Regions from separate parts of the Homo sapiens genome. Here region 1 is linked to region 2. The links are chromatin loops, found by intact Hi-C in ENCODE. Cell type or tissue: HepG2. All regions are shown on one strand. Links, peaks and the distances in the headings refer to the core of each region. The heading gives the core; the rest is flanking DNA.

The links. Hi-C counts contacts between places; a loop is a spot of excess contacts. Peaks named below come from ENCODE experiments on the same cell type or tissue, not always from the same donor. Only the 100,000 strongest peaks of a DNase experiment are listed, where the experiment ranks them.
Region 1: a loop joins it to region 2, with 14 times the contacts of the local background. A loop is called at or near these places in 2 of 110 quality-filtered maps.

The regions. Positions count from the first base shown.
Region 1 is chr10:122,176,199-122,190,936 of GRCh38, reverse strand. The region is part of intron 7 of TACC2 (transforming acidic coiled-coil containing protein 2); the gene reads right to left. Among named protein-coding and RNA genes, the nearest start is that of BTBD16, 88 kb to the left of the region's middle. RefSeq lists enhancers at 10,064-10,601, 11,678-12,215. In HepG2, for the core only: no CTCF peak of the experiment used is centred there; a DNase peak (open chromatin) is centred at 7,596.
Region 2 is chr10:122,046,731-122,061,468 of GRCh38, reverse strand. It overlaps TACC2 (transforming acidic coiled-coil containing protein 2), which reads right to left. Exons shown (of 23, transcript NM_206862.4): 3 at 10,919-11,031. Among named protein-coding and RNA genes, the nearest start is that of TACC2, 65 kb to the right of the region's middle. RefSeq lists an enhancer at 6,461-6,755. In HepG2, for the core only: CTCF peaks have their summits at 7,239 (motif pointing left) and 9,650 (motif pointing right); DNase peaks (open chromatin) are centred at 4,588, 6,698, 7,208, 9,678 and 1 weaker place; H3K4me3 peaks cover 597 bases.

The sequences.
Region 1 (14,738 bases), core at 2,704-10,703, 130 kb before region 2:
AAGCTCAATTTACAATATGCTTGTAATAGCATTTTACGATATGTAATGTAATAGCAATTTACAATATGCTTGTATAAGGTCCATCATCGAGAGCAATTAAGTTGTTTGGAGGAACTCAAAAACCTGACACTGGGGGCTGGAGACATGAGGTAGCCGGATGCCCGTTGGTTTCTCCCCCCGCTGCACATCACTGGGAAGAGTCCTGAGATGCACCCATGAGTCATCACAAACAGCCCCTGATTTTTAACGGCCTGTCCTGTGTTCATGCAATAATTTTTAATAAGGCAGACAGGGCAGGAGGGTCAACCAGCTGTACCAACCGAATTAATCTATCCGTACCAGGCAATCAATGTGCTAATGGTATCCAATAGCACACAGTGCGGTGTGTACAACCAAGCAGGAAAGAGGGAACAACGTAACCCCAGGTGGGGACAGACTGTGCTGGCCACGAAAACAGGACCCTGCCGAGCTCCTCGACTGTGTACTAGTTCGGCTTAAAAACGTTTTTTCAAGTACTTTCTTGGTCTCTAGAGTCCCACAGAGCACAGTCGGAAAAGCTCTGCTCCACACAATGCTGAATTAAACACCTCCACAGCTGACACACCGTGTGAAAGAAGGGCGTGGAAATTGGCCCCAAAGCAAGAGTCAGGTAGCTGGAAAATGCAGACCCTAAGAGCCTATTTCCCTGTATTTGTGATCTGGTTTAAATATTTTCAGGTTTTTACTTCTATGAACTACGACAACAAAATAGTTTAAGATCAGCATCCACACACATACATAATATACACATACACACATATATACACCCATATGTGAACATGTGAGTATATCTCTAACTAAAACATAAGCATCTTGTAATAAAGAGGTACTATAGATATGGTTCCCAGTATATCATTAAATGGTTACATTTGCTCAAGTTTTACTGGAGATAATTTAAGGGCTTGAAATAATAAATTGCAAAGGCCATAAAATCTTGGAAGTTGGAAGAAAATTTAGAGATCATATCCTATTCCAACACACTTATCCCAGCTAAAGCCCAGAGAGCTAAAGTGGCTCGCCCAAGGTAACCAGCCCATTCATGACAGCTAGAGCTGGAAATTCCATAGAACCAGGCCTACCTTCATGGAGCACTGCCTCCAAACAAGAGCCTTTGCTCTAAATACAACACTCATCCTGGAAATCTAAAGTTTATATAACATTTGAATGTTACCTGATTATCAAGAAACAATTCCTTCTTGAGCATTGCTTAAGGGGAAGAGGATACTTCCATATTCGAATCCAGGTCAATTCCTTAGAATTCCACTTTGCAGCTCCCAACATGAAAGTGATCTGGGAACTGGAGGGAGGGTCTTGGGACCACTCCTCAGAGTGAAAGAACACAGTGCAGGCCAAAGACAGGGGCTTCCTTCTTCTGAGCTCCCCTCCTCCTCCCACCTCTTTTTCCCTTGAAGACCAAGCCCAGGTAAAAGCAACAGCTCTGGACAAAAGCCCTGGTCGGGGAAAGCCAGCCAGCATTGTCCAGGCTGAAAGAGCAGCTGCCATCCCTGAAGAGAGAGGGAGACCTTCCAGAAACAAAACTGAGCCCTCGGCGACAGATCAGACAGTCTCATTCATCTCTTCATCTTGTGTAAGGGTTTGAGGACTCTGTGAGTAAATGGATATTTTTGAAACTGCGCATGCTAGATTCTATTCAACAAAATATTCCGCTGAATGAGACCTTCAGATAGTCTTGCCAATAAAAGCTTTCCCCTCCCCAATCTCTGCACACACACACACCTCGCTGGCATAAAACAGTATGATCAGACCGGTCATTTTTTTTAAGGGCTGACAAACTGATCTTTCACTTCAATTCATCCATCCTGCATATACAAAAGGAATTGCTCTGTTGTATCAATATTTAGCTAAATAAGAACATGATTTCAACACAAGCAAATGCCAAGACCCATCTTGGACGGTCAGGTGACTGAGAAGCAGCCAGCCAGGTACTGCCTTCCATGAACAAACACCAAGCTAGCTCTGGCAAGCCAGGCTGCTAGAATTTTCCAGGCTGACACCTACGGCTGCCTCGCGAAAAATCAAAGCAGATGACAACACATTTACCCCGAGATTCCCAGCAGGTCCTATTTTCAGAATCAAGTAGCTATCACTTCGTGGCTATGTTGTGATGTTACTGGGGTTCCCGGGGCGCTGGCCATCGCCGTCCTGACCATCGCTAGGTTATAGCAGCAGCATGACCAAGTGGAAAGAGCACTGCAGATTGAGGAGTCCCATGCCTGGGTTATGGCCAGGTGTTAATTGAATACAGTTGCAAGAAACAGGAACCCAATTCTGAATTTAAACTAAAGCATGGTCAGGCACCGTGGCTCATGCCTGTAATCCCAGCACTTTGGGAGGCCAAGGCAGGCAGATGACCTGAGGTCAGGAGTTCAAGACCAGCCTGGCCAATATGGTGAAACCCATCTCTACTAAAAAAAAAGAAAAATACAAAGATTAGCCAGGCGTGGTGGCGCATGCCTGTAGTCCCAGCTACTTGGGAGGCCGAGGCAAGAGAATTGTTTGAACCCGGGAGGCAGAGGTTGTAGTGAGCCAAGATCACACCACTGCACTCCAGCCTGGATGATAGGGCGAGACTCTATCTCAAAAAAATAAATAAATAAATAAATAAACTAAAGCAAGAATGGGATTTACTGAAAACCCAAGGAGGCTAAGGAACCACATCTGAAGAGACAGAAATGAGGGCACTTCAGTCCTCCAACCATTTTCTGGATCTCAGCTCACGGTTTAACTTCCAGGGAGGGAGTATCTACTTGGCTCCTCTTGGGTCTCTTGGCTGGAAGAGGGTAGGGAACCTTAACAAAGGAGCAACCTGCTGAGACTCAACAGAATGGGGAGACAGACTTCCCCAAAAGGCAGGCAGGATGTGGAAGGGAGGGCAAGCAGTCCACAAACAACCATAGTCTACTACAGGATGCCTCCCAGCTCCCCTTGACAAGCACATGACCTTAGGCAAGACACCTGACCTCCCAGGCCCTGGGACTGTCACATAAATGGGGATATTAATGACCATAAGGATAATGCCTCCCCATTATTATTGCAGCTCTGATCTGCCCTTGGCCTCCAAGCATTAGAAATTTGGGGAAATAAGGGCTGGGCACCGCGGCTCACACCTATAATCCCAGCACTTTGGAAGCCCGAGGTGGGACGAATTACCTGAGATCAGGAGTTCCAGACCAGCCTGGCCAAGGTGGAGAAACCCTGTCTCTACTAAAACTACAAAAATTAGCTGGGCGTGGTGGCAGGCGCCTGTAATTCCAGCTACTCACGGGGCTGAGGCATGAGAATCACTTGAACCTGGGAGGCAGAGATTGCAGTGAGCCAAGGTCACACCACTGCACTCCAGTCTGGGCGACAGAGCGAGACTCTGTCTCAGAAAAAAAAAAGAAAGAAAGAAAAGAAATTTGGGGAAATGTAATTCTGCTAGCAAGCAGACCAAGTCCTCTATTTTACTTGGTCAAAGCTGCTGAGCTGGACAGGAAAGAGACCCTGGAGGCCAGGAACAAACTGTGGCTGGTGCTAAGCCAGGCCACCTGTGGACACCAGAGTGTACCGAAGAAAGGGCGAGCTCCGGGTAGTGCTGAGGTCAACTTCATCCTCCCCTCAAGGGGCACACAACCAGGTCCAGGGCCAAGGGACTGCTTCCAGAATGAAGGGGGCTCAGTGTGGCACTGTGCCCATGTGGGTGTGCATACATGTGTCTGCTGAAACTCACTCCTCACTCCCCAACACAAACATACTTAGTTTTGAAATTGGCTTATTTGTGACAATACCAGGTTCCTCGCAAAAGAGAAGTGACTTTCTAGTGGCTGAGGGCCCACTGCAGGAAGCGCAGAGTGACACTAAGCCGGCCCCCACACCCTGGGCTCATGATTTCACCGATTTGTAACTAGATCCTGCTACGCCTTCCTGGAGAAAGGCCAGACTGAATCAAGTGTCAGGAGAAATAAAGAAAAAAGAGCCTCGGACCACCCTTTTGGTTTCCTTGCCTTCGCACACAGATCTCCCCAAAATCTCTTTGTAGCTAAACTCCTTGATTAACTTAAATTGGAATCTTAAAACTCAGGTTTGGCCGGGGGCGGTGTCACATGCCTGCAATCCCAGGACTTTGGGAGGCCACGGTGGGCAGATCACTTGAGGCCAGGAGTTCGAGGCCAGCCTGGCCAACATGGTGAAACCCCATCTCTACTAAAAATATAAAAATTAGCCAGGTATGGTGGCGGGCACCTGTAATTCCAGCTACTCAGGAGGCTGAGGCAGGAGAATTACTTAAACCCAGAGGCAGAGGTTGCAGTGAGCAGAGATCATGCCACTGCACTCCAGCCTGGGTGACAGAGCAAGACTCTGTTTCAAAAAATAAATAAATAAATAAACTCATTTTATCCCCCCAGAGACTGAGTCTTGCTCGTCACCTAGACTGGAGTACGGTGGCACAGTCACAGCTCACTGTAACCTCAAACTCTTGGGCTCACGAGATCCTCCTGCCTCAGCCTCCCGAGTAAGCTGGGACCACAGCTGTGTGCCACTACACCCTGCTGGTCTCAAACGACCCTCCTGCCTCGGTCTCCCAAAATGCTGGGATTATAGGCATGAGCTACTGGGCCTGACCACTAAAGTGAGATTCTTAAAAAATATAATAGAAACTGAGTTACTTGGCCAGGCGTGGTGGCTCACACCTGTAATCCCAGCACTTTGGGAGGCCAAGGCGGGTGGATCACCTGAAGTCAGGAGTTTGAGACCAGCCAGGCCAACATGACAAAACCCTGTCTCTACTAAAAATACAAAAATTAGCCAGGCGTACTGGTGGGCACCTGTAATCCCAGCTACTCGGGAGGCTGAGGCGGGAGAATAGCTTGCCCAGGAGGTGGAGGTTGAGGTGAGCCGAGATCACACCACTGCACTCCGGCCTGGGCAACAAGAGCGAAATTCCACCTCAAAAAAGGAAGAAAGGAAAATGAGTTACTTATGAATACTAATAAGAAAAGAATATAAAACTGAATTCAAAAAGACACAGAAGGAGCTTTCAACAAGTTGTCATTAAAGTCCTTGTATTTTCTCTAGAGAGGAGAATTACAGTAACATCCTACCTATTCACAAGCCACTTAACAAGCAAACCAGTACCCCCTTACCCATCTGAAACACAACCAGGACCCCAGAAAACACAAACATTTCTGTTCAACCAAGTCATGTGACACAGAGCTTGCACTAAAGGATCCTGCACATTACTCAATAAAAAGCTCCACCTGGTCTTCTCTGAAAAAACACACTTAGCCTTCTCTTACAGTCTAGTCTAATAGGTTTGGTATCTGGTTTCAGAATCCAAATTAAATGAGAAGGGGCAGGGTAATGTTGGAGGCAGGCACATAGATAGCACTGATAAAGAGTATGGCCAGGTGCGGTGGCTCATGCCTGCAATCCCAGGACTTTGGGAGGCTGAGGCGGGTGGACCGCTAGAGGTCAGGAGTTCGAGACCAGCCTGGCCAACATGGAGAAACCCCATCTCTACTAAAAATACAAAAAGTAGCTGGGCATGGTGGCATGTGCCTGTAATCCCAGCTACTCAGGAGGCTGAGGCAGGGGAATCACCTGAATGAACCCAGGAGGCGGAGGTTGTAGTGAGCCAAGATCGCGCCATTGCACTCTAGCCTGGACAACAAGAGCAAAACTCAAAACTCCATCTCAAAAAAAAAAAAAAAGAAAGAAAAGAGTATGTGATAGGCCAGGCACAGTGGCTCACTCCTGTAATCCCGGCACTTTGGGAGGCCGAGGCAGGAGGATTGCTTGAGCCCAGGAGTTCCAGATCAGCCTGAGCCACATGATGAGATCCCAGCTCTACTAAAAAAAAAAAAAAAAAAAAAAAAGAATAAGTGACAGAGGAGACGGAAAAACCATAAAGAAGATGCAAGAAATCAAAGAGCAGTCAGCTCTGGCCAACCACTAGAGCTTCCCCAAGCACCTGGCAGGGGACAGACCCCCCATCGCTATCACCCCTCAGTAACATAATGGCTGTTAACGAAGGTGAGTGGGATTGCATGTACAATCAGGATAACTCCCAGTTAGGTGATAAGTAGGAAAAAAAACCCAGCAAATTAAGAAATGTGTATATAATATGAGCTTATTTCAGATAATTATATATAAACTTACACAAAGATACCTAAATACATATGTATATTCACGTACACAGATGTCTATGTACAGACACACACACATAAAAGCAACACATAGGTGCTGTTTATGTAAGTCAGAAAAAGATATTTAAACACGGGTACCAGCAACAAGGTTGCCTTCGTACAAGGGAGGATGCAGGCCCCAACAAGGCAGAGCTCAGCCACACTGCTGGGGACGCAGGGGTCTCCCCAGATGTGCTCAGCAAGTTCTTCCAAATCTCATCCAGGTCCTGGATACAATACACGGAACCCAGCTGGGATCCGGTTAGCTGGATTTTGTCCAGGGCAACATGGATTAAGGGAAGGAGCCAACAAGGAGTTTGGAAGAAACAGAGGAGTGACAAAAATGTAGCTGTCCCCCTCTGCACTGGCCAGGGAAGACACACCCACCAGGGCACCCCCCCACCCCCAGGCTGTATTATCAGGGGTGCCTCGGGGACCCCCTCCAAGTGCTCCCCCAGCCAGCAAGACACATCCATTCTGCATCGGAGGCTGATGTTCCACACTCACCAAGTGTCCTTCCGATTCCAAGTGTGGTTTCTCAGGCAGGTACCCAAGGACCAGGATGGGGGTGCCTCAGCCAGGGGCTGCGAAGTGTCAGGAATGGGAATAACCCCACGGCCGCTCACCTCAGCTGACATGTTACCGTCCCTCAGAGCTTCCTCATGACTGATCCTTACAACAGGAGAGGCACATGGGTATCATTCCCTGACTATTCACGGTTTCAGAAGGACCTATTTATTCCCCATCACCTGCGGGCACCTGGGCTGGTGAACCAGACAGATAAGCTCCCACTCTCAAGATGCTCAAGTCCTCCTGGGTTCTGAGGATGAGAACTTGGAGCCAAGCGGTTCAGCATCTTGCCTGAGAGCTCAGAACCACTCAGGGGCAAGGGCAGAGCCAAGACAGGCATACGTGTCTTCTGAGCCTCAGCCTGACCCAACTGCCCTCCCCACTCACGGAGGCTCCTGTATGTGAACAGGCTGGAGTCCTTATTTGCAAATCAGTCTCCAGTAGGTTTGGCAGCTGCAGTTTCCCAGAGCAACCTCTCCTCCAGGGGAACGAATCAGCAGAGTTTCTGCATCTAGATCCATAGCAGCCCACGGGGGCAGCCAGCCAGGACCTCCACCCTATTCTTTTGGCCCTTTCGCTCATACAAACAAGGAGGGGGTGTCTCACATGTCTATGCCATGCCATCCCAGCTGCAAAGGCCTGAGATTCTTGGAACCCGCAGGGAGTGACATGGGAAGGCTGTCACATGGAGGTCTTCCCAGACCTCTGCAGGAAAGTCAGGTCAACCCTGAATTCTGTTACTCTCATTACTCACATCCTGGGCAAAGGGCAACACCATCATAGAGCCAACGGGAGACTGAGAGGATGACTAATCTCAGGGTGGACTCTTGCAAACAGGAGGCCACAGGATTCAGAGCAGGAGCAGGTATGGCCTTAGAATCCTGGCTCCTAAGCCCCCACCCCCTGTTGTTTTTTTTGTTTGTTTTTTTGTTTTTTTTGAGACAGAGTCTCACTCTGTTACCCAGGCTGGAGTGCAGTGGCGCAATCTTGGCTCACTGCAACCTCTGCCTCCCAGGTTCAAGTGATTCTCATCCCTCAGCCACCCGACTAGCTGGGATTACAGGCACGTGCCACCACGCCCATCTAACTTTTTGTATTTTTGGTAGAGATGGGGTTTCGCCATCTTGGCCAGGCTGGTCTCGAACTCCTGGCCTCAAGCGATCCACCCACCTTGGCCTCCGAAAGAGCCAGGATTACAGATATGAGCTTAGAAGCCACCAGGCCCGACCTGGCTCCTAAGCTGTTTACATCGAATGTATCTTCACCTATGTGTCTCTGTGTGTCTTTGAACCTGCCTCTGACTCTACCTGCGCCTGAGTCTCCGCCTCTTGTATATCTACCTTTCTTTCTCCACGCCATGCCCCCTCACTCTTCTCCCTATCTAGTCAAAATGAAGAAAAGCACATCTGGAAGCTGCCCTGCTGATGAGAATCCCGCTTATTCCAGCAATAATTAAAGCTCACGTGTTTTGACTTTATAACTCGTCATTTAGTTTTGCCTTAAAAGCGGTACTTCAACACCTTGCAAATATGGGGAAAGGATTTGAAGGCTCTTAGTGCACAGGACAATCACGCCCCTGCATTCATCTCTTGGTAATGTTTCTCTCCGTGGAAACCCATTACTGAGTCCTGCTGAGAAGTCATTGTTTTTAACAAACACAGACACACCTTACATGCAGTTTGCAAACCAGTTGGCTAAATCCCAAGCAACTCAGAAATCGTGGTGAGCTCCTGGTGGGAGCCAAGCAGCTGGAATTTTAATCAGGCATCACACCCTCCCTGCCATGGATAACATGCTCCTGAATGAGGCCTTCAGAGGCCTGAAGCTTTGCCTGATTCAGAGAGAACCTGCGTCCAGAGCAGGTTTCATGTTTGGTCTATTTCACGCATCCAAAAATTGATAGTTCTCAGGGTCCTGCCCAGAGTAGCTGCTCAACAAATACCTCCCACAGCGTTTCTCCCTAATCAAAAAGGCAAACTCTCCAGAGTTCTTTCCCTGCTCTGCTAAATATGGCAACCTGTGGTCTACTGTGTGTCTCAACGAGTCTCAATCATGATTTGGCACATAGAAATAAAGTGAGCAAACCCAGATGTGGGATGGAGAAGCTACAACAGCTTAGTAGAAAGCCTGAAAATCTAGAAAGTCTTAAAAGCTTATTTTCTACTGCAGTCTGCAAGCAGTGCAATAAAGCAGTACAATCACGAGGAAGGAAGACTTAAATCTTTTGTTCCTTTCTTCTAACCTCTTTACATGATAAAAAAAAGAAAAAGAATAGCTGGTAAACAGCACACTAATTGTAGGGAATAAGTATTGTTCAATGCCTTGAAAATGTGCTTTTCCTGCTTCCGATGTTTTCACACTGTTCTCTCATACATAATGCAGCATCCTCAACTCACTCTTTAACCCACTTATTAAAAATTCTGAAATGATAAAGTCTAAATTAAAGCACTTAATATACGAATTACACGATTCTGACATCTTGTAGGAGAAAACAGCACCACAGCCATCAAATATGAGCATCAACTGATCTGGTTCCAAATTCATGAGAGGTGAGTAACTTTGGACAGGTTACTTAACATCCCTGGACCTCAGTTTCTTTGTCTATGCAATGGGCAACAGTAGGTAGTAGATGGGTTGCTTTCAGAGCTGAGTTTATATTTGTAAAGCACCTTGCACAATCCCAGGCACTTAGAAGGTATTTACTGGCTCCAGTCCTCAAAGTGTTAAAATTCTACCACCAAAATTATTGCATCTTTCACCTTAACACAATAAAGAAACATAAAGCACGGCCATGCTCCCAGTAGCCAGGGGACAGCTGTACCAATGATTCATGAGTTTACAGAGCGATGCAAAAAGAATGTGATTTTCTTGCTCTTCCCACACATCCAACAATGCCCCCTCCAACATGCACACACAGACACATACTGCTAAAGTGGCTGTGGGCGAGGAATTGTAAAACTAAGCAATAAATTTCACTTGAATATTTACTGAATTAATTCACAGCCACTCAAGAGAGAAACTGTAATCAGCCAAACAGAAGAAGGGCTGGCTGGCATTGTTTGTTCTAGGCTCTAGGATGCCTTAAAATTTCTCCCTCTTGGCCGGGCGCGGTGGCTCATGCCTGTAATCCCAGCACTTTGGGAGGCTGAGGTGGGTGGATCACCTGAGGTCAGGAGTTCAAGACCAGCCTGGGCAACATGGTGAAACCCTGTCTCTACTAAAAATATAAAAATTAGGTGGACATGGGGGCGCGTGCCTGTAATCCCAGCTGAGGCAGGAGAGGCTGAGGCAGGAGAATCGCTTGAGCCTGGGAGGCAGAGGTTTGCAGTGAGCCGAGACTGCGCCATTGCACTCCATCCAGCCTCGGCAACAGAGCGAGACTCCGTCTCAAAAAAAATAAAAAATAAAATAAGTTATTCCTCTTGCACTCCCTGGGAAGGGAGGCTTCTCAAAGCTGAGACATGAAGAGTGAAAAAAGAGTCAGTCATTAGAACTCGAGGGAAGAGGCCGGGTGCGGTGGCTCATGCCTGTAATCCCAGCACTTCGGGACGCCGAGGCAGGTGGATCACAAGGTCAGGAGATCGAGACCATCCTGGCTAACATGGTGAAACCTCGTTTCTACCAAAAACACAAAAAAATTAGCCGGGTGTGGTGGCGGGCGCCTGTAGTCCCAGCTACTCGGGAGGCTGAGGCAGGAGAATGGCGTGAACCTGGGAAGCGGAGCTTGCAGTGAGCTGAAATTGCGCCACTGCACTCCAGCCTGGGCGACAAAGCCAGACTATTAACCCAAAAAAAAAAAAAAAGAACTGGGGGGAAGAAAGTTTCAGGCAGGGAGAACAAAAAGATGAAGAGCCCTGAGGTGGGAGGGGGAAGGAGGGTGGCAGGTTCAAGGAATGGGCTTCAGGCCATTTAAGAAAACAAAGCAGGCAACGAGGAGAAAGTTTGCCAGGAGACCCAAGAAGCAGGTAACAATGACAATGACCTGGCCTCGCTGAGACCCATGAGGAGTCTGAAAGCCACTGAGGGTTACACGGGGAAAGGACTCGCCTGTTTTTTTGGAGACACCGTCTCACTCTGTTGCCCAGGCTGGAGTGCAGTGGCGCAATCATGGCTCACTGCAGCCTCGACCTCTTGGGCTCAAGCGATCCTCTGAACCTCAGCCTCCTGAGTAACTGGGACCATGGATACACGCCACCACTCCCGGCTATATTTTTTTTTTATTTTTTGTAGAGATGGTGGCTCCCTATGCTACCCAGGCTGGTCTCAAACTACTGAGCTCAAGTGATCCTGTCGCCTCAGCCTCCCAAATAACTGGGACTACAGGTGTAAGCCACCACGTCTGCTAATTTTTTAAAAACATTTTTTGTAGAAACAAGGGCTCCCAATGTTTCCCAGGCTGGTCTCAAACTTCTGGGCTCAAGTGATCCTCCTGCCTCGGCTTCCTAAAGTGTTGGGGTTACAGGCATGAGCCCCCAGGCCTGGCCCCTGAGTTGTTTTTAGAAGGCCATTCTGACAGCTGTAACAACAGCAGCAGGAGCAGGAGTGGAAGAAGGGTATGGAGCTTGCTCGCCTCCAAGGTGAGAAGTGGCCGGGTTTGTGTCACACATAAAAGTAGGGGTTAAAGTGAAGGGCATCAAGGAAAGATCTGAGATCCCAGCATGTACTTTTGCAAAGTTTTGGCTAAAAAAGGCATTGCTTTTTACTTGCGCTATAATTGATACCAGGAAGATAATAGCTTTTTCTTAATTCCAAGAGATTCTGAATCCTTTATATACTGGTTGATTGAAGAGTAACAAAAATGTCAGAGCCATAATCAGTGGTTTAAATACGACAAGGCAGATAAGTAATCTCAGATTTCAATTACATATCAGAGCTCTAATGAGCAGATACAATTTCCCACATCACATAAGCATCACAGTCTCAAGGTTAAGAGTTTAAATAGATGCTCAGACCTGACCTTCTTGCTGACGAACTACTCAATTTCATGATAAAAGAAACAGGATAAGGTATTGAAACTGACAGCAGTCACCTGGCTTTTCCTCTTCATCATGATTTTCAGCCCTGACTTATAAACATGCTTCAGCGTTTTGTTACTTTCATGGCAAGGTGTTCAAGAGCAGCTTTGTGCTTTGTTTTCTCAAAGGCTCCAAGTTTTCCATTATCTCAATGTTCCTGCTACTTAAAAGTCATGCTTCTGGTTTCACTTGGAATTGTAATGTAAATTGCTTTAAAAACAGTAGGGGTTTATCCTGTGTTTTGTTTTGTTGAGACAGGGTCTCACTCTGCCCAGCCTGGAGTGCAGTGGCCTGATCACCACTCACTGCAGCCTCAAACTTTAAGGCTCAGGTGATCCTCCCACCTCAGCCTCCGAGTAGCTGGGACTACAGGCGCACAACCCCATGGCTGATTTTTTGTAATTTTAGTAGAGACGAGGTTTCACCATGTTGGCCAGACTGGTCCCAAATTCCTGGCCTTAAGTGATCCACCTGCCTTGGCCTCTCAAAGTGCTGGGATTACAGGCGTGAGCCACTGCGCCTGACCCTTTATCCTGTTTTCTTAACTCAGCACAGGATGCGCTGATCAAACATCAGAAATAACGAAGAACTGGCAGGGCGCGGTGGCTCATGCCTGTAATCCCAGCACTTTGGGAGGTCTAGGAGGGCAGATCACCTGAGGTCGGGAGTTTGAGAGCAGCCTGACCAACATGAGGAAACCTTGCCTCTACTAAAAATACAAAACTTAGCCACGTGTGGTGGTGTGTGCCTGTGATCCCAGATACTAGGGAGGCTGAAGCAGGAGAATCGCTTGGACCTGGGAGGTGGAGGTTGCAGTGAACAAAGATCACGACACTGCACTCCAGCCTAGGCGACAAGAGCAAGACTGTCTCAAAAAAAAAAAAAAAAGAAAGAAAGAAAAAAACCCTTATAAAAGAGGCCGTACAGAGACCCCTCACTCCTGCCACCATGCAAGGACACAGCAAGAAGGTGCTATGAGCCAGAAAGCAGGCTTTCGCCATAAGCCAAATCTAACTTCATCTAAGACTTCCCAGCCTCCAAAACTGTTAGAAATAAATTTATGTTATTTATAAGCCACTCAATTTATGGGATTTTGTTGTAGCAGCCCAAAAAGTCTAAGATATCCAGAGGTGAGCTCAGCTATCCTATCATTGTATATTAAATGTTGTCCATCTTCGATCTTGGCAGACTTGCTTACTGACACCTGAACCCAGGGTAAATCCAGGGTTCAGGGGCCTCTCAGAGGCATGAAATGCTGCTCCTTCACCTCCTCAGTGAATCTGGGGCATGTTGTTCTACCCAGGATCTGGAGCTTCTAGCAGGGACCATGGCAGTTCTGGAAGGGCCATTCCCAAGTTTCGCCCCTGTACACCTCTGAAATCCACACTCCCAATTCTTTCTGCGACAGAATAATCCTGTTTGTTTGCGATCACAGATCATGGCCCCAGAGGCTTGGGCCTTATCTCCTCCCCAGCTTCATTCTCCTGCTGCTCAGAAAACCTTTCACCTCTGAGCCATCCACTCCCTGGGCCATCATTTTATTATTTTAGAGACAGGTCTCACTATGTTACCCAGGCTGGAATGCAGTGGCTATTCACAGGTGCAATCATTGTGCCCTGTAGCCTTGAACTCCTGGGCTCAAGTGACCCTCCTGCCTCAGCCTCCCAAGCAGCTGGGATTATAGGTTCATGCCATCATCCCTGCAACTCCATCCTCCCATCATTATAATTTTTAAAAGGCCCTGTGCACAAACATCTCATTGTTTTTCAAACTGCATCTTCCAAATGCAGTTGACTTTCTCTCTGTTCCAGCCTCCCTCCACTGCTCCTTCCAAAATGAGAATGCTTTATCTGAAATTCTTAAATTCCTACTGCCCTCCTTTTCTGTGTTGGGGCTCGGGACAATACCACCCCAAAATGCAACTGTAGGAGGCCAGAATATACCACCCCAAACTATACTTGTCATATTTGGGGCTGGTTATTCTGAGAAACTGCAGACACAGGAGTGGCTCTGAAAAGCTGCCCTTTTGTAAAACACAATGATATCCATCAAGAAAATCTACATTAGTAAAGTATCTCTATCAGGACTGGGGCTGCTCCAGGCAACTGTGATGTACCAAGAGATTTTATGGGCATAACAAGACCACATTTACTCACCCTACACTTCCTCCCCTCACTCTTCCATAACTTGTCTCCACCACCCACCAGAAGCCCCAGGTCCCTATTCCTTTCTGTGGCTCAGGGGGCTATATAAGCTTCCCTCTTCGGACCCTTCTTTTGAGTCTCATATTTTGTGGGACTCCCAGGCATATACACATAATTACTGTGTTTTTTCTCCTGTTAATCTATTTTATGTCCATTTAATTTGTAGCCCAGCCAAAGAACCTAGGTGGGTGGAGGAAGCCAGTTTTCCATCTCCCACATTTGCTGACTTGCTGTGACTAATCTCATTCAAATTCTGGCTTTCTAGGGCCACATCAGGCCTTTCAGCAGCTTGAATCTGCATGGTTATCTACAAGGCCACACATTCTACAGAGAAAAAAAAATCTATATTTGTCTACACATACAATGGGATACTAAGTAAAATGCTACGACTCTTGATGAGCTATGAGCACCAGCATGAGTCCCCTAGTCCCTCACAGAACAAGAGCCAGCCTATTCCCAACAACTCCCCTGTGGGAGCCTCTGATGCACAAAACCACTGTCCAACCGAGGGCGCAAGAGTCAAAGTTCTTTATTGACCAGGGAGGACCTGAAGGGAGAATTTCAGGAATGCCAATTTCCAAACAATCCTAAATGACAAAGCCAGCCTCCTACTTCTAAGAATAAGGACCCATATATTAAAAGAGCCAGACCTCTGAGTTTACAAATGTGAAAACTCAGAATGAAAGCCATCTTGAGTGGTACCCAATCTTCATCTGCAGCCACCA
Region 2 (14,738 bases), core at 3,955-11,954:
ACCTGGCACCCGTAGGATTTCCTCCTGGAGCCCAGGTCTGTGGCCGTGGAACTCGGCAGACACACCTGACCTTAGTGCTTTTCACATCTCAGCATATGGTCCCACCTGCCCAGTCACTCAAGCCAAAGCTTCAGGAATCTTCCTCGATTCTTTTCTCCCTCCTTTTTTTTTTTTTTTTTTTTTGAGACGGAGTGCAGTGGCGCCATCTCGGCTCACTGCAAGCTCCGCCTCCCGGGTTCACGCCATTCTGCTGCCTCAGCCTCCCAAGCAGCTGGGACTACAGGCACCTGCCACCACGCCCGGCTAATTTTTTTTGCATTTTTAGTAGAGATGGGGTTTCACCGTGTTAGCCAGGATGGTCTCGATTTCCTGACCTCGTGATCTGCCCGCCTCGGCCTCCCAGAGTGCTGGGATTACAGGTGTGAGCCACCGTGCCTGGCCCCCCCCCCTTTTTTTTTTTTTTTTTTTGAGATGGAGTCTCTGTTGCCCAGGCTGGAGTGCAGTGACATGATCTTCGCTCACTGCAACCTCCACCTGCAGGGTTCAAGTGATTCTCCTGCCTCAGCCTCCCGAGTAGCTGGGATTACAGGCATGCGCCACCACGCCCGGCTAATTTCTGTGTTTTTAGTAGAGACAGAGTTTCGCCATGTTGGCCAGGCTGGTCTCAAACTCCTGACCTCAGGTGATCCGCCCACCTTGGCCTCCCAAAGTGCTGGGATTACAGACATGAGCCACCGCACCTGGCCTCTTTTTCTTTTTCCTTCTAAAGCCAGTCTATCAGCAAGTCCTGGCATCTCTAGCTCCACTATATCCAAAATATGGAAAGCTGCTCACATTTTCTCCACCTTCACTGGTATCTCAGTCCATGCACTCTCAATGGGCCAAGACCATCCCTAGGTGGGGTGAAAATTGGTTCTTGAGAGGTGAAAAGAGCCTTAGATAGTACAATAGTCTGTGGCCTCAAAGGCCATAGCACAGAAACATATACAGCATTCCTGTGGTATTGAACTTTCTTGGAGAGGGAAAGGCAATGAGGAATAAATGTCTCTAACTTCCTTGCAGGCAGCCAGGAGTGAGTGGCAATAAAAACGAGCTTGAGAAACCCTGCCCTAGTTCCAGGTACCACATCTTGCTTGGGGATTTGCCTGGGGCTCTGCCTGGGGCTCTACCTGGGCCCCTTCTTTGACCGCCTGGCCCCAGTCTTGCTTGCATCCCCAGCACCAGAAGGAAATCCAAGTTCCTCACCATGGCCTTCAGGGTCCAGGCTTGGCTGATCAGGCCCCTGCCCACCTCGCCATCTCTCACTGCCTCAATGGTCACCCATTCCTCTAAAGCAGGGAATTCTTCCTCCTTAAGCCCTTTGCAAGGCCTGTCCCTCCACCTGGAATGCCTGGTCCCCTAGGTCTTCCATGTCTGCCTTTTTGTCATTCCAGACGCAGTTCCTGTATCACCTCCTTCTCTGGCCATCTAATCCAGTGGTTCTCAAACCTTAGGAGTGCCAGATCCCTGGGCTTGTTAAAACACACATCACTAGGCCCCACCCTGAGTTTCTAGTTCAGTGAGTGGGAGTGGGGTCAAAGCTTTGCATTTTTAACAAATTCCCAGGTGATGCTGAGACCACTGGGCCAGAACCCCACTTTGAGAATGGCAGGTCTAATCTAAAGTAGCCACTTTCCCTGTTACTCTCTAGCTTGACACCCTGCTGGGTACCTTTCAGAGCCTCCACACCACCCAAAAGTGTCTCTGTTCTATTTGTTTCCTTGCTCAATGTCTAACTCCTTAACTACAGTGTATTTACCCACCGGAGCAGAGCTCCCATGGTGCGTGCTGCCAGCTGCATCCTCACCACCTAGTGCAGGAGCAGGCACAGAATGGCTGCCCAGTAAATATATGTTGGAAAAAAAAAAGAGGAGAGAACAGGAGAGGGGGCATGAGTCTGTATGCGAATTATCCAAAGCGCAAACAAAAGTTAGCTATCCTTATTGGCCTGGGGGTAAACCCTGGTCAGTGTCTCCCAAACTTGCTTTCTCATGAGAATCTCATGGGATTCTTATTACAAACACAGATTTAGGGGTCTCATCCCAAATCTACTGGCTCAGACTCTTCAAGGGGGGAGGGGGGTGTTCAGGAAACGGGTACTTTAACTGATATCCCAGTCAATTCTGATAAACTGGTCCTGGCAATAGCTCACCATTCCTTAAATTTCCCTCCTCAGAAGAATCACCTGGGGTGCTTATTAAAAACACAGATGGAGCCCGGGTGTGGTGGCTCACGCCTATAATCCCAGCACTTTGGGAGGCTGAGGCGGGCGGATCACAAGGTCAGGAGTTCGAGACCAGCCTGACCAACATGGTGAAACCCCGTCTCTACTAAAAATACAACAACAACAACAACAACAACAACAACAAATTAGCCAGGCGTAGTGGCAGGCGCCTGTAATCCCAGCTACTCAGGAGGCTGAGGCAGGAGAATGGCTTGAACCCGGGAGGTGGAGGTTGCAGTGAGCCGAGATTGCGCCACTGCACTCCATCATGGACACCAAAAACGAAACCGTGTCTCAAAAAAAAAAAAAAACACACAGAGGGGGCTGGGCTCAGTGGCTCACGCATGGCCTAGCTCTCACTTTAGATGTCCCAGTGTTTAATGTTGGATCTTTCTTTTGGGTTCTTGATCCAGAACCTTAGCATCTTCTTGTCAACTGAAGAATCATGAGGTTCATAAATTTGGGGAGGAAAGCTTATTTCTTATAAAGAGTTGCAGTGGCCAGGCACGGTGGCTCATGCCTGCAAATCCCAGCACTTTGGGAGGCCGAGGCAGGTGAATCACAAGGTCAAGAGATAGAGACCATTCTGGCCAACATGGTGAAACCCCGTCTCTACTAAAAATACAAAAATTAGTTGGGCATGGTGCTTCGCACCTGTAGTCCCAGGTACTTGGGAGGCTGAGGCAGGAGAATCACTTGAACCCGGGAGGTGGAGGTTGCAGTGAGCCAAGATCGCGCCACTGCACTCCTGTCTGGCGACAGAGTGAGACTCCGTCTCTAAATAAATAAATATATAATAAAGGGTTGCAGCCTGCAGGCTGGCCATCCATCCCGCAGGCTGGGAAGTGACAGAAGCGCTTCCGCGCTTTGCAGCGGAAGCCGGAAGCAGGCACTTGAGGTAGGGAAGTTTGAGACTGGAATTTATGCTGAACAGGCGAAGTAGACACATTCAACAGATTATAGGAAGAGCTATGAGTATTCATGAAGAGGGGCGTGCATGCATAGTAAGCAAATGGACATGTTACACCCCATGCTCACTTTGTGGTGTAGACAACATTTAAATGCGCTAAAATTAGGCTTTATACATTAAAAGGTGACGCAGAGGGTGCGAAGGCACTCAGGGTGCTGAACCACTCCATGGTGGGTGGTCTCTTGTGTGGAAGGAATGCTGGTCAGTTGTTGTGTGGAAACCACAAAAGGGAAGGGGATCTAGCTGAAACCAGTGGTGGAGCAAGTCTTTCGAAAGGGCTGGTTTGCTTGTTTCTGTTGAACCCTTAGGAAAGAAGTCTAACATCATCTAGCGAGGGAGCAGGTACGGGAAGGTTGTCTGACCTCCATCCTCTCAGGGCTCCAAACTCAGTTTTTGTTTTTGTTTTTTTGAGACGGAGTTTCACTCTTGCTGTCCAGGCTGGAGTGCAATGGCTCGATCTTGGCTCACCCCAACCTCCACCTCCTGGGTTCAAGCCTCAGATTGAACCCTGCCTCAGCCTCCCAAGTAGCTGGGATTACAGGTGCCCACCACCATGCCTGGCTAATTTTTTTTAATTTTTTAATTTTTTATTTTTAGTAGAGACAGGGTTTCTCCATGTTGGTCAGGCTGGTCTCGAACTCCCGACCTCAGGTGATCTGCCCGCCTCGGCCTCCCAAAGTGCTGGGATTAGAGGCGTGAGCCACCGTGCCCGGCCAAACTTAGTTTTTAAGGCTTCTTTAGGGTCCCTTTGGCCAAGAGGGAGTCTGTTCAGCTGGATGGGGGGCTTAGGATTTTACTTTTATTTCTCATTCTTTGACTCCACCTCTTCCGCCCACACCCAGGCAGTCACCGGGTTCTGTGGGTTCTCCCTTGGGATTCCTTCTGGCCACCATTCCTCTACTACAACAACATCCCCTAGTGCCCCTTCCAGCCGGCACCCTCCACCCCTCCAGTGCACCAGTCAGTGCCTCACCCTTATCTTCAGAACACTTTCCTGGCATGCATAAGCCCTTGTTTATTTTATTTTATTTTTATTTTATGTTTGAGACGGAGTCTCACTCTTGTTGCCCAGCTGAAGTGCAGTGGCATGATCTCACCTCACTGCAACATCTGCCTCCTGGGTTCAAGGGATTCTCCTGCCTTAGCCTCTCTGGTAGCTGAAACTACAGGTGTGCGCCACCATGCCAGGCTAATTTTTGTATTTTTAGTAGAGATGGAGTTTCACCAGGTTGACTAGGCTGGTCTCAAACTCTTGACCTCACATGATCCACCGGCCTTGGCCTCCCAAAGTGCTGGGATTATAGGCATGAGTCACTGTGCCCAGCCCAGCCCTTGTTTAAAAGCAAACAAACCACAAAGCACTTCCCTAGCTTCCAGTTACCTTCAGGAAAAAATCTCAACCCCTCACCTGACTGACAGATTCTCCTCAACATGGCGCCACTCCTCATACCTTGTTTTCAGTGAACGTCACCACCTGGGTCTGCACTCACTTCCTACTCAGCCCTAGAGAGGTCCAGTTCAGGAATTCTGCCCCTGCCTGGAATGGCCTCTAGAGTCTGCCCCTTTCACTCAAGCTCCCTCCACCCCTGCCAGGAGACCCTCCTTGTCCACTCCAGCTCTCAGGGAAGGCTTCTTCTGAGCCCCAACAGCACTGGGCTGAGGTGGTCACACAGCCGCGTGGCAGAATGCAGCAGTCTTCATTGTGTGGTCTCTGGACCAGCAGTACTAATACCTGGGAACCTGTTAGAAATGCTCCTTCCTGGCTGGGCGCAGTGGCTCACGCCTGTAATCCCAGCACTTTGGGAGGCTGAGGTGGGCAGATCACCTGAGGTCAAGAGTTCGAGACCAGCCTGGCCAACATGGTGAAACCCCATCTCTACTAAAAATACAAAAATTAGCCGGGCATGGTGGCAGGCACCTGTAATCCCAGCTACTTGGGAGGCTGAGGCAGGAGAAACGCTAGAACCCGGGAGGCGGAGGTTGCAGTGAGCTGAGATCGCACCATTACACTCCAGCCTGGGCGACAAGAGTAAAACTCTGTCTCAAAAACAGAAAAAGAAAAAGAAATGCCCCTTCACAGGCCTCACCACAAACCTGCTGCATCAGACTCCCCAGAGGCGAAGCCTAGAAATCTGTCTTAATCTGCCTTGCAGGTGATCTTGGTGCCCACTCAAGTTTGAGAACCATCAGATAACAGCTAAGACTCCAGGCTGTTGAGTTTCCACTCTCCTTCATTCAGTGACAAAGTGAGACAGGGTATGGATGGGACTTGGCCCCCACCAGGATTCTACTAGACCTTGCATACCCCATCCAGTGCCATCCCCGCTGACCAAGAGACCTTGAAGAAGCTAAGGTTAGCAGCATTCCACCATCATCTTATTCAAGGAAGTTAACCCTATTGCCCGCATACGCACAAGTCCAGAATGACCCATCTTCACCCACTGGCTCATCGTAATACCAAAATTCCCACCCAGGTGGGGCTTATCTGCCATTTTTTGGGTTTTGTTTTGTTTCATAAACTTTTATTTTGCGTTCAAGGGCACAAGTGCAGGTTTGTTACACAGGTGAACTCGTGTCATGGGGGTGTGTTGTACAGATTATTTCATCACCCAGGTATTAAGCCTAGTACCCATTAGTTATCATTCCTGATCCTGTGCCTCCTCCCAGCCTCCTCCCTCCAATAGGCCCCAGTATGTGTTGTTCTCCTCTATGTGTCCATGTGTTCTCATCAGTTAGCTCCCCTTATAAGTGAGAACATGCAGTGTTTGCTTTTCTGTTCCTGTGTTAGTTTACCAAGGATAATGACCTCCAGCTCCATCCATGTCCCTGCAAAGGACATGATCTCGTTCTTTTTTATGGCTGCATATCTGCCATTTTTTGATCATGCAATATATGCCCTAACATGTTTTTCACTGTGCCTGTGCACTCTGTGCTCTACCCCACACGTGTAACGACGCTCCCATACCTCATGCTTGTTCACGTCACCCTTCTTCACTTTTTTTTTATTTTTTTTTGGGAGACGGCGTCTTGCTCTGTCACCCAGGCTGGAGTGCAGTGGTGCAATCTCAGCTCACTGCAACCTCCACCTCCTGGGTTCAAGCAATTCTCCTGCCTCAGCCTCCAGAGTAGCTGGGACTACAGATGCATGCCGCTACACCCAGCTAAATTTTTGCATTTTAGTAGAGATGAGGTTTCACTGTGTTGCCCGGGCTGGTCCCTAACTTCTGAGCTCAGGCAATCCACCCACATCGGCCTCCCACAGTGCTGGGATTACAGACGTGAGCCACCATGCCCTGCCCACCCTTCTTAAAACACCAAAAAGACCTGTCCTCGGGGAGCCAGCCGGAGAACTTTGCTCCAGCGCTCTCTCCCTTGTGTTCAAACATAAGCCCCTCACAAAGCCTTGTTTGGGAGATCTGTTTGGTCTTGTGTCAATTACCATTGCCTGGGAGCCTAAGCACTGTGGTCAGAAACCAAAGGCGCCGGGAATTCAGCTAGAAATCACTCAAGGTCACTCCCTGCCTGATTCTCACTCCCTGAGAAAAGCCGGTCATCTCGAAACACTGCCCTTGACCTTTTTCAGAAGAAGGAGCACAGGAAATGGAAGCACAGGAAATGGCCAATGACCAACAATTTTTGACCTAACTAAATGGTAATTTCCTCTGGTACAACCTAATATTAATAGCTCCATTATCTGGCAAAAGGTTGTAAGATAAAATCAGTTGTGTCTTAAGGATCTAAAAGGAAAAAGCTGCTCAGTCCCTGGTTGATGATATCCAAGAAGGGCGGACCAGGGACCAGTCCAGACTGCTAATCAGCTGTACTGCTACATCAGCTGTACTGGCATGGACACTGCTGAGCAGAAAGAGATGCTACTGGGGTTAAGCTTCACCCTAGGAGGCTAGGATCATTCTCCCTCAAGAACCCAGGGGCCTGTGCAGGGATGGTCATCAGGGAGGCATGTCCCAGACTCTGGATGGTTGAACTACGCTGGGCTAAGTTACAACAGCGCCACCACGTGGCAACCAGAAAAGCAAGACAGTCGAATTGATGGGACCCCACTCTTCCTATTGAAGAACTTTGGGGATGAGTAAACCCCATGTTCTAGCATAATTCAGAGGGAGGGAAGAGCCTCGAGGAGAAACAATGGACTTTCTACCTCTAAGGTAGATTACATCATGCTGCAAGCCTCAGTTTCCTCATCTGTAGAGTGGAGATGATGCCTGAGCAGAGGGACCATCTTTGGGAATATTCACACACGCATTCTGCCTATATTCTTCCCTCGCTCCATGCCCAGCAGGTGGCCACTGCAGGCCCTTCTGTGTTTTTTGCCTCTGGATTTTTCCAAGTAGAAAACAGAAAGAGTTGCAGGTCAATGCGTCTTCCCACCTTTTGTAAAAACTTACATCCTTTGAAGAGAAAATGCTGGTTGTCCAATGAGGCCAAGGGACAGATGCCTCAAGGCCAATGCGCCTGAGAGTGGAGAGAAAGGGCCCTGAACAGTGGGGAACCTCTGAGAGTCCCTCTCTACTTCCAGACCGTGTCCTCTGGTTCAGAGGGGAATGAGCAGGGAGGGTGCTCGAGGAAGCGGTCATGGGCTCCCAAAGCCTCGCCAAAGATTTCCTCCTGCCTACGGTTGTGGAGAAGCAGCACAGTCCCTCAGCCTGAGGGGCAGTGTGGTCACTGGCATCACAGGGAAGGTGCTGGGGTTGGGGAGGGAATGGATGATGGTCTCAATGCACCAGGCTCTGGAGAGAGAAGTCCCAAGGATGGCTGCCCTGGGTGATAATGGTTTGGCTGTGTCCCCACCCAAATCTCATCTTGAATTCCCACGTGTTGCGGGAGGGACCTGGGGGGGTGACTGAATCATGGGGGCTGGTCTTTCCCAAGCTGTTCTCATGATAGGGAGTGGGTCTCACGAGATCTGATGGTTTTAAAAACGGGAGTTTCCCTGCACAAGCTCTCTTCTCTTTACCTGCTGCTATCCACATAAGATGTGACTTGCTCCTCCTTGCCTTCCACCGTGATTGTGAGGCTTCCCCAGCCACGTGGAACTGTAAGTTCTTCATTAAGCCTCTTTTCTTTGTAAATTGCCCAGTCTTGGGTATATCTTTATCAGCAGTGTGAAAACGGACTAATACACTTGGCATACCCACCAGCCTGGCAGGTAAGGACTCAGGATCAGAACCGAATAGGTTTTAAAAAAAATGCAATGATCTATTGCACACACAGAGCATTTGGCATAGTGTCTGGAACCCATATGCAAAATGAATGATAAATGCTCTTTATCCTTGTTGGTGACGCCAAGGACAGGTGACTCACTGAAACCGCACACAGGAGCCCTGCTCCGTCAGGAGCGATGGACTCACTGTCAGCCCTTGCAGAGTAGGAGGGCCTGTTCCTTCTCGATAGATGGTTTCTGAGTTAGTACAGGGCCCTGCACTATAGACACACACACATTTATAGAGGAGAATCATGTTTTTAATTGTGAACAGGAAGCTGCTTTTTTGAGTGTGTTCTTGGAAGGCACCTGTTTGTTTTTTTTTTTTTTTTGAGGCGTAGTCTCACTCTGTCGCCCAGGCTGGAGCGCAGTGGTACGATCTCGGCTCACTGCAACCTCCACCTCCTGAGTTCAAGCGATTCTCCTGCCTCAGCCTCCTGGGTAGCTGGGACTACAGGCACACGCCACCACGCCTGGCTAATTTTTGTATTTTTAGTAGAGACGGGGCTTCACCATGTTGGCCAGGGTGGTCTGGATCTCCTGACCTCGTGATCCACCCACCTCGGCCTCCCAAAGTGCTGGGATTACGGGCACCTCTTTTATGCTCAATTTGCATGCCAACGAGAGGCAATTCTTCAAGGGAAAAATAATAATTGACTAAAGCTGGGGAACAAGCAACAAAAGACATTTGAGCTGCTGCTACTCTTCAGTCCAGCTGTGACACAGGCCTCGAGCAATTCCCAGGCCTCAGGAGATCCCAGGACCTCACCAAGAGGGAAAGAGAAGAGCTGGACCCTGGGCCTCAGCAGCCACAGTGGCTTCCCTTGTGTGGGATTCCAGAAAAGACAAATGCATTCACTAGTTTCATAGTCATCCAGAGCCAAGTCAGAGGTCTCATTAGAACCAAAGACTAAAACCTTTGTCCTGTGACCCTGATGAAAAATTCATGGAAATGGAACAGACACGGGGGTCTGGGGAAGTAGAGGAAGCACCATCTTTAGCAGAGAATAGAGATCAAAGGTGCTGTTTGAGGGATCATTCTGATTCCCTCAGCAAAAAACACTCTGCCCCATCTGATTGCCATTTCCCTAAAGAAATCCAAAGCTCCTGCCAAGATGCCCCAAGTACTTCCTCTGGAAAGCCACATAGCCCAAGCCACCCACTTCCATGCCCCAGGCATGAAAATTCCTGCCACCAGGGGTTGCTCTGACTTACCCAAAGCAAAAAAAAAAAAAAAAAAAAAAAAAAAGTCACTTTGAGTCTCAAGGTTTTGCAAAGCTATGAAGTAGCATGTGAGTCAAAGTTGCATTGTCTATGACAGGGGCCTATCATTCCATTTTGCATTTTTGTTCCACAGAGTTCCTGCTCATTTGCTTCCCTTAAGGCCTGTCATGATACACTCCTGAGAGCTGGGCTCCAATTTTGCAGGGTTTTTCTGACCAAATCCATGGCCTGTTTGCGAGTTGAACCCACGAGCAGTTATTAAGTGCCCCCAGCGTGCCTGGCCTGTGTCCATGCTGGACACCAGGTGCTCGAGTCTGCTGGACTACTGCTTGTATCCCCTAAAACTATGAGTGTGGGGCCAACATGGGGAGAGGCCCAGGAGAGAGCCCCGGCAGGGAGCCCTAGGGCCTGGCTGTGGCTCATAACAAGAGCCAGTGACCAGCCAGGCATGGTGGCTCACACCTATAATCCAGCACTTTGGGAAGCTGAGGCGGGTGGATCACCTGAGGTCAGGAGTTAGAGACCAGCCTGGCCAATATGGTGAAATCCCGTCTCTACTAAAAATACAAAAAATGGCTGGGCATGGTGGCGGGCTCCTGTAATCCCAGCTATTCGGAAAGCTGAAGCAGGAGAATCGCTTGAACCCACGAGGTAGAGGTTGCAATGAGCCGAGACCGTGCCACTGCACTCCAGCCTGGATGAGACTCCATCTCAAAAAAAAGGAAGTGACTGATGGGCCACCCCCGCACTGGCCACATCCCACTGCCACAGTTGGTTTCTGGGATTCATCCACCAGCCTCCCTGGGACAAAGGGCTTGGGTGGCTTTGGTAATTGTGTTCTCAGTCCTCTGTTTCATGGTCCAGTGCCCGCAATGGCCACCACACTGAGTTACAGACTCCACTTAGCCACGGATTAGACACTGATAAACCCCTGGGAACCCTTGATGTTTTCCATTTTAAGTTCTGACAATGAAGATACTCTGGAGTGTGGCTGGAATGGAAGTCTATAATTACTAATTTCATCTTTGGGCAGGCAATCAGGATGAATTTTTCAATCATGCAGGCCTAGCCAGTCACAGAGAGGTCTGTGAACCACTGCTTGGAACATCTCACCACTGAGGACGATACCATGTGTCTAAGGGTCCAGTTTCCAAAGCAAATGGGGCAAAGCTAATGCTGGAGCAGGCAATGAGCGGGGCAGTCCTTGGGCTGCATCAGTCCTCCAGAGCTGGCCTCCTACCTGGACGCGTCTCTGTGGTCAGGGCTTCCGGGCGTGTCCTGCTGCTTCCTTTTTATATTCTGACTGTTCCCGGGTGGCTGCGCGGACCTTGGAGTCTGAGCTGATAAAGTCCTCTGAGCCAGGAGAAAAAGAAATTGGAAAGGAAATCAGATAGGAGTCTCTGAAAACACAAAAACATTTATCAACAGGGCACCCACCACAGCATTCAAGGTAAGGTTGTTCACTTGCTCTGCCGTCCAACGAAACACCTACTATGTGCGGCACTGAGCTAGGCCTTGAGGATATATGGCAGCGAAGCAAAGGTGGCTGCTGCTCTCATCCAGTGGGGAAGAAACAAAGTCAAACAAGCAGTTCCAACTGAATGCTTTAGTAGAAAAACCAAAACTGGGGACACCTACCACACTTTGGGGTCACTTGCTCCCTAGGAGAAGTGGAGCATTTAAACTAAGACTTGAAAGTGTCCAATTTGTTTGTGGCACTCCTGAGATGAAAACACATTTTCCTCCCGCCACCACCGATGGCTTCACATACCAGAATTCAGCTGGAAACCTAGGGAAAAAAACTAACCGGAAGAAGAAAACCATGAACGCTTAGAAATCTGGACCCAACCACTTGGGATCCTAACCACTCTGAGAGTTGGTCACCTTTTCTTTCACTCCAGGATAAGCTTGTCCACCGGTTAGTTGATTTGTTGTTGTTGTTTTTATAAACCATATTCCTACAGACTAGTTGATTTTTAAAACCAGGATGCAAAAATATAAGGCTCAGTCAAAACTTTAAATCACAGGACAGAGATGAGATTTAAAATTAAAAAAAAAAAACAGAACCTCATTTAAATGATGCTATTTTAGTATAATATAAAAATCAGAAGAAGGGAAAGGGCTTTTGTAAGCTCCAAGCTGTATTTCCCAAAGCAGTGGTTGTCTTTCATTTTGTTTCCCCAGCGGCGACCCTGTGCCCCCACCCCAAACAACATGCACCCCTTGTTCTGGGATGGGGTCTGCCTTCTTTCAAGAACAGTTCCACCCATACCCTCCATCCCTGAGGTTCTCATGGAAAATGCCAGTCATAGTGCCCCATGTCCCTGCCCACTGGAGTGTACATGAGACTCCGGTCAAGCCAGGACCTTCTACGGGATTCCCTGAAGAACCAGGGCAGTTCTGGTGGGGGGTTCTATAGAAGGTGAGTCGGGAAGTCACCTGCAGCCTTGTTTCCAGCTGTGGTGGACGAAACCGCCACAGAAAGAGATGGCAGAGCTCGCAGGCAGAGAAAAGCCGAGATGCCAGGCAGAGGGAGCAGCCCTGCTGGGGCCAAGGCCTCATTCTGCCCTAGCCATCTGGGAGCTCTATGATGAGGCCGCATGCATTGCCCTTTTCACCTTAGCAGGTGGGTACAAGCTGAATTTCTGTCACTAGCAACTGAGAGTGCATTCCCCGGTCCACCTCTCATCCAGATGAGCTGCACCAGATCAGCTTGGAGGAAAACAAAGTACTCCCTGGTCAAACACCTTTGACAAGTGCTACATAATATAGGCCTCCTTTAGAAATTCACAATGCACATTAGCATAGTAAAAATTCTGAGTTCTACAGCAGAATAACTTACTGAATTTTAACTCAGAGTTTGCCAGAATTTCTTGACCACAGGACTCTTTGTTTATGTACCACAGTTTAACATCTTATAGAACTCGCGTTACATGGAACACACATTTGAAGACAGCACAAGAGCTCATTTCTTTCTACCTTGCTTAAATCTAGCAGATGGTGCAAATCTGTACGACAGACATTCCCTAGCCCATGGGCACCTTTGTGAAAATCAGAAGGTGGCACTCTTCTGGGCCAAATGCATGGCCTGGGAGCAGACAATGCCATTGTGTGAATTAGAAACTGCCTCCCCAGCCGGGTGCGGTGGCTCATGCCTGCAATCCCAGCACTTTGGGAAGGCGAGGTGGGAAGACTGCTTGAGCCCAGGAGTTCGAGACCAGCCTGGGCAACATGGAGAAACCCATCTCTACAAAACAGAAACAGAAACAAATAGGGGAAAGGAAAAGAAAGGAAGAGGGAGAGAGGGAAGGAGAGAGGGTAGGAGGGAAAGAAGGGAGGGAGGGAGGGAGGGAGGAAGCAAGGAGGGAAGGAAGGGAGGGAGGGAGGAAGGAAGGAAAGGGAGGAGAAAAAAAAAATAAGGCTCCATTCCTCCTCTCACGTTGCTCACAGTCTAGGGAGACAGACCCCAGTCCCATGGCTGCAGGGGTGTGCACACAGAGGGCACCCCAGGAAGATAGTAGGTATGGCTCCTGCCTGGAGGTGAAGCAGACAGCCCCCAAGGTCCCCCAGGAAGGGAGGGTCCCCACTCATCAAACTCTACCAACCTCTAGCCTATGGATTTTGTAAATTAATCTTGACGTTTCTGCAGGACATGTGAAAGCAAATCATCTGCCTAGTCTGCACCTGGGGACTTCTTGAGACCGTCAGACTTGTTGGATGGGCTGTAGTCCTTGACCTTCAGACACCAGCCCGAAGAGCAAGCTAGCTTTGGCTAAGGTTCCCCTACCTGGTGCATTTCCCTGAGTGGTTGGCTATCTGTGTTCATCCCATTGTGTCCAAAGGTAAAACATAAAAGATGCTTCATCTCTCAGGTACCCATACAGTCTAGTGCCAACATGAACACTACAATGCAAAAATTTTCCTTCATTTTAGCTGAAGGATAGAATGTGGGGGAAAGAGAACAACAGCAATAAATGCTCCTGTTATTGAGCACTTACTAATGCCAGGCACTGGGCCAGTATCTTTCCATGAACTATGTCATTGAATTTGCACAACTGTCTTAAGGGAAAGATGGATATTTGTGTTCCTGTTTTAGAGCTGAGGCTCTGAGAGGTTTAGTAACTGGGCCAAGACCACACAGCAGTGGAATCTAGACATAACCGATTATCTCTGATCCCAGAGCCAGGACAGGGCGTCTCTGTTTGATCCCTTCCACGGGGCAGTGTTGAAGGAGGCAGAAAGAGCTGGGGATGGTTCCTCACACGAGAGGGGGCTGCTGACCTGGGGTTGGCTTGACCTCCCTGCAGGCTGAGCCATTCCCTTAACGAGTGCCCCTGCCCCCCCCTGAGGGGTCTCAGCCTCTTCATCTGTGCATCCAAGAAGACAATCATCCCCATAGGACATTATCAAGACCATGGAAACTTTAAATCACCTTAAGTTCACACTCTATAATCTTCATTTTCAAAGAAAGATTCTTTTTTTTTTTTTTTTTTTTTTTTTTTGAGACGGAGTCTCGCTCTGTTGCCCAGGCTGGAGTTTGGTGGCACCATCTCGGATCGCTGCAACCTGTGCTTCCCGGATTCAAGCGATTCTCCTGCCTCAGCCTCCTAAGTAGCTGGGACTACAGGTGCCCACCACCACACCCGGCTAATTTTTGTATTTTTAGTAGAGACGGGGTTTCACCATATTGGCCAGGCTAGTCTCGAACTCCTGACCTTGTGATCTGCCCGCCTCAGCCTCCCAAAGTGCTGGAATTACAGGTGCCACCACACCCGGCCAAGATTCTTTATCTATAAATTATAAATCTTTGGAAGCATGATTCTCACATTTTACTATAATAACTCAAGATTAACAATACTGAGTGAGTGGCATTTTTATATCAGGGTCCTGCATTTTTGAAATTTTAACCCAATTCCTACTTGTCTGACCGCCATGCAAACCTCAGCAACTAACACCTGAGGCCAGGCCCCCCTTTCAATCACAAGATGACCTGCAGTAAAATATTCTGCAAATAATTTAACAGATAAATCTCATGCCCAGTATTCCATGAGCAAGATTTC